Linked DNA regions of Mus musculus: region 2 is linked to region 1. A link is a loop called in an ENCODE intact Hi-C map of the cell type or tissue named here. Cell type or tissue: gastrocnemius. All regions are shown on one strand.

Region 1 (2,500 bases):
AACCGGAGTCTTTTTTTTTTTTTTTTTTTTTTCGAGACAGGGTTTCTTTGTGTAGCCCTGGCTATCCTGGAACTCACTCTGTAGACCAGGCTGGCCTCGAACTCAGAAATCCGCCTGCCTCTGCCTCCCGAGTGCTGGGATTAAAGGTGTGCGCCACCACGCCCAGCTTCAACCTAAGTCTTAAGGGGATTCCAAACCCTTCTTTCCCTGTGGCTTGTAGAAGCTAAACTACTAATTTTCAGAAGCCCGAAGAGACAGAGCGCTGCGGGGAGCAGCTCTGCTTTGGGAACTTGAGAGGGCCAAGTCACACTTCAGGTTGAGTGCGGGCCACACCTGAGAGGGGGAAGGCCAGGTGAGCTGGCCGAAGAGGGACTTCCGGAAGGCATGGTGGCCTTGAAGTCTAGCGGGGACAGACCAGAACCAGTTAACTGCTTTGCCCTTGAGACCTGAATGGGAAGCCACCAGCAGCTGCGAGCTGACAGTGCCACTGAATCCAGCAACCTGGAAGATCTAAGGCAGCTGTCTCCCCGGCCCCGCCCCCAGGCCTTTGACCCTTTCCTAGTCCCTCCCCTGTCCTCTAGAGACACCTTTGACCAGTGATATCATTGGGTTTGTCCCAGCGCGGACCCGGTCGGAGGCTGAGGGTTCCTGGAGGCTGCCATGTTCTCCCTGCCTTCCCTCTCCTCCTGGCTCCCCAGCCTCCCTTCCTTTGAGTGGGGTTCCAGTCTCTTCGACAGCCTTCTGCAAGGTGAGCGCCTCTGGGATGCACACCTGCCCCTCCCCGCCACGTCCCTCCCGCGGGTGGGCGGAGTGCAAGGTGGGCCCCACATCCACGTGGGGGTCTCGGCTCCTGGCTGCCCCCTGAGCTCACCCTGCCTCCTCCCCGACAACACTAACGCCCCCCCCCCTTCACCCTCTCCTTTGTCTGGCTCAGGCTTGATCGGGGCCCTTGGAGTCTCGGTTCTCAACAGTCTCCTGAAAGTTTATTTCTTCGTGGCCTGTGTCAAGTGAGTGTCCACGTCGGTCCCACCCACCTTGCCCAGGCAGTTGGTCCCTGAGCGGAGTCTGGTCTCTCTTGGAGAGAGCCGAGAGAGTTGAGCTGGAGCCCTGGCAACTCTCCCACGGGACAGGACCCCGTGATCCTGTCTTTCAGCCGGCACCCATTCTGCCCCCACAGTGACCCCCAGCGGCAGCCCCAAAAGCAGCGGCTGAGCGCGCAATGGGCCTCGTTGGAGATGCTGCATCTGGCTGGTCTGACCCTGTTCCTGACCTTGATAGGGTCCCGGGTAGCCGCCCTCGTCGTCTTGGAGTTCTCGCTCCGGGCTGTGTCCACTCTGCTGTCTCTGGGCAAGGTGAGACGACAGCGTGGGGCCACTCTGGGCCACTTTCATCCTCTGGATTGGGAAATAGAGCCTAGTGACCCCACCCCCACTTTCAGATGGAAACCATAGATTTTAGTTTGTTGCCTGGCAGTACGAGACAGACCCAACACACACACACACACACACACACACACACACACACACACACACACACAATCACACCCGTGTAAATGTCGGTTCTGTGAGCTGGGAGTGTGGATCAGTTGGTAGAGTGCTTGCCTGGCATGCTCACACAAAGCCCTGGATTTGATCCCCTGCACCGTGTAAACCCAGGCCTGGTGACAACCTTGCCTGAAGGATGAGAAGTTCAGGGCCATCCTTGACTATTGGGTCTGGGGCTAGCCTGGAACACATGAGATCCAAAAACAAAAGGCTTGTTCTGCTGAGCTTTTTGACCGGCCCTGGCTAAGTTCCTTTGAGGGCTTTGGCCCATTTTGTCCGGACAGCTGTAATAATTAAGGGTCTTCTTGGATCTCCACCAGTGTGGCAACTGACGCTCAAAGGAGCACACGGTTTGCCTGTGAAGTCGGGTCTTCAAGGCCCAGACCCATCACCCTCTAGCCAACCGGATGAACAAGAGAAACCACCCTCCTGATGCCAGCCTCCCGCCATGTGGCCTACGCTGGGCTCTCTTCCCCTGCAGGGTTCCGGGAACAAGGAAAGGCTCCAGCTTTTCCTGGTGTGTCAGTTCTCCCTGGGCTGTGGGCTAAGCTGTGGCCTGAGCTTCCTCCAGGAAGGTGCCCCACACCGCTCCCTGAACCTGCTGCTGAGCCTGGGGCTGGCTGTACTCCTTGCCCTGGGTGCCCGGCGCCTAACCCGCCACATCTGCAGCCTCTATGAACTGCACAGCAGCCAGCGCTACTGTGGGGTCTGCTTGGGCCTGCTGGCCAGCCAGCACGGCATGCCCAGGCTCCTGAGCCGCACTCTGACAGTGGCCTTTGCTGTGAGTGATCTGGCGGCAGTGGCTCTCATCAACAAGGACTTCCTGAGCTCCTCAGAGGCCGTGCGATTCTGGACCCCGCTCACCATCTGTTACACACTGTTGGTCATCTACATGCAGGGTGAGAGCCCCAGAACTGGGGTCCCTTCCATTGCCCACACTCCCCTTGTCATCCCAG
Region 2 (2,500 bases), 200 kb before region 1:
GTACTGTCTACTGTCTTGCTCCTTATAGCTTACTCACTCTGCTTTCTCCTGGCAAACCCAAAAGTAGCTCCGCCCACAAGTGGGAGGGTCCTGCCTGCATCAGCCATCAATCATCAGTTAAGAACATACACCACATGCTTGCTTACAGGCCAATCGAGAGGGGTTATTGTCTCAGTTTGGTTCCCTCTTTGCAAATGAGGCTAACTTGGGTCAAGTTGACATAAAACTTGCCAGGAAAACATTGACATGCTTGTGTACACTGTTTTGGATTGGGTTGTCACAGAAACTTCATGGAGAAGGTGGCATCCAGGAAGAGACCAGTGGGAAGTAGGGAAGGTTCTGCCAACAGACTGTAAATGCAAAGACCTTAAGACAGTGGTGGGTCAGCCTAACCGAGTGACAGCTCGACAGAGGTCAGTGTGGCTGGCACAGAATGGAAGTGAATGCCTGAAAGGGCAAAGAGATAGTGTAGGACTTCATCAAATTACCTTACATGAGAGGAACCTCAGGATGGTCTGGGCAGAGCATAGTTTTCATCAGAGTTATGTTAAGAAGGGATTTTTCTGGCTGTGGTGAACCGAGAATACAAGGGTGAGCCGGCATGGTGGCTCACACCTGCAATCTTAGCTCTTGGGAGGTAGATTAGGAAGATGGGGGTGGGGGGAGGGGCGGGGTTAAAGGTCAGCCTGGGCTACATAGCCAGACTTTCAGAAATGAAAGAAAACACAGGATGAGGGTTGAGCTAAGTGCTACAATGCAGGCTCACTAGGTAGCCCAGGCTGGCCTGAAATTCTCCATCCTCCTGTCTCGGCCAGGGCTCTGAGTGTTGACATTAAAAACATATCATGCCCTTCTTAGTCAAATTTTTAATATTTTGTTCGTCGTAGATTTGTGTTAGGTTTTGCTGTTGTTTTGAAACAATTTCTCCCACCCAAGCATCTGTTCTCTCCATCCCCCTCCCCCAGGTCTCCCTGCAGGTCCTTTCCTCCGGAAGGTGGCGCCACAACTGCGGAGGCTCCCTGGTGGCCAACAACTGGGTTCTGACAGCTGCCCATTGCCTCAGGTAACAGAACTCCAATGTTACCTGCTCCCTAGCTGTTCACGGTGTCCTGGAGTGGCACTGAGCCCTAGAGCACAGATCCCCAACTGGACCGATCCATGGGCTGTAAATGAGACCTGGAGAGAATCCTCACGCGCCTGCCTTCGGCGCAGGCGCACATCTATAGGTGGCTCAGGGTTGCAGGATTCCCTGGTCCATACACAGCACTGCACTGAATGCCCCGTGCCAGAAGGATACAGAGGAAGAAACAGCCCAGCGCCTGCCTTCCTGGGATAACCAGTAATGGTTCTGGATTGTTTCCTTGATAGCTCTCTGCACTAGGTTGTCCTTGCTCACAGAGACTGGAGGGCAGGGGGCGGGGGGAAGAGTTTATGGACCTCTCTCTTACTCTGCCCCTCACAGCAACTATCAGACCTACCGAGTGCTGCTGGGCGCACACAGCCTCTCCAACCCCGGAGCTGGCTCTGCTGCTGTTCAAGTCTCTAAGCTTGTGGTCCACCAGAGGTGGAACTCCCAAAACGTCGGCAATGGGTATGTTCTGTCCTGTCTGGGGCTCTCAGGGGTAGGGTTGGCGGCCACACACCTCTGCCTCTTCTGAAGGGAAGGGAGTTACAGGGGCCCATGTGGGAATGGTGGAGGAGGGAGAAGCAAACACCATGGGACATCCTGCCACCCTGCCTGCAGGGTCAGCCTGGGGTCATACATGGGAAATGACAAAGGTAGACGGGTAGAGTCAAAACACTTTCTGATCTATCTTTATTCCTGACCCAGCTATGACATTGCCTTAATCAAACTGGCCAGCCCAGTGACCCTGAGCAAGAACATCCAGACAGCTTGCCTCCCACCCGCTGGCACCATTCTCCCGAGAAACTATGTCTGCTATGTCACAGGCTGGGGCCTGCTGCAGAGTAAGTATAAGCAAGCAGGGGACCCCCCAAGGCCTGGCAGAGAAGGGAGTTGCTGGTACCTCTGTCCCTAGGGTGTTTGGCTGCCTTAGAGGGACAGGCTAGTGGAGACTGGTAACTATGTCTGGGGTTCAAATCTCAGCATTCTTAGTTGTATGATTCAGGCACATTACTGAGCCCCTATGGTGACTTCCTCATCTGTAAAATGGGAGAGAACAGCACAGGGAGTGGGGTAGTGGCTATATAGGGTTGACAAGGTACAGAGAAGACAAGAGACAGAGAAGGCGAGAGAAGACAGTCCGTGGAAGCACTAGTGACTACTAGTAAAGACTAGTACTAACTAGTATCCACTGTGCATTGACCACACTGTGTCTTTCATGTGGCCCAAGGCCAGAGCTCAGAATAACATGTACAAGGAGACCTCAGGGTTCCGGGACACCATGAAATTCCCAAGGCCCTCAGATTGTCTTCTTGCTGCCTAAAGCTGGGTTTGGCTATCCCATGTCTTCTCATTGGATCGGTTAGTGCTCTGATC

The links. A loop is a pair of places that touch in the nucleus more often than their neighbours do. Peaks named below come from ENCODE experiments on the same cell type or tissue, not always from the same donor. Only the 100,000 strongest peaks of a DNase experiment are listed, where the experiment ranks them.
Region 2: it touches region 1 in a loop (2.4-fold over the local background); 1 of 42 quality-filtered maps calls a loop at or near these places.

The regions. Positions count from the first base shown.
Region 1 is chr4:141,616,147-141,618,646 of GRCm38, reverse strand. It overlaps Tmem82 (transmembrane protein 82), which reads left to right and starts at 14. Exons shown (of 6, transcript NM_145987.2): 1 at 14-748; 2 at 935-1,007; 3 at 1,178-1,352; 4 at 2,026-2,443. The coding sequence starts at 661. In gastrocnemius, a CTCF peak has its summit at 1,191; DNase peaks (open chromatin) are centred at 533, 788 and 1,164; H3K4me3 peaks cover 1,186 bases.
Region 2 is chr4:141,820,793-141,823,292 of GRCm38, reverse strand. Cela2a (chymotrypsin-like elastase family, member 2A) reads left to right here. Exons shown (of 8, transcript NM_007919.3): 3 at 966-1,063; 4 at 1,463-1,591; 5 at 1,832-1,968. Among named protein-coding and RNA genes, the nearest start is that of Cela2a, 4.0 kb to the left of the region's middle. In gastrocnemius, a CTCF peak has its summit at 992 (motif pointing right); no DNase peak of the experiment used is centred here.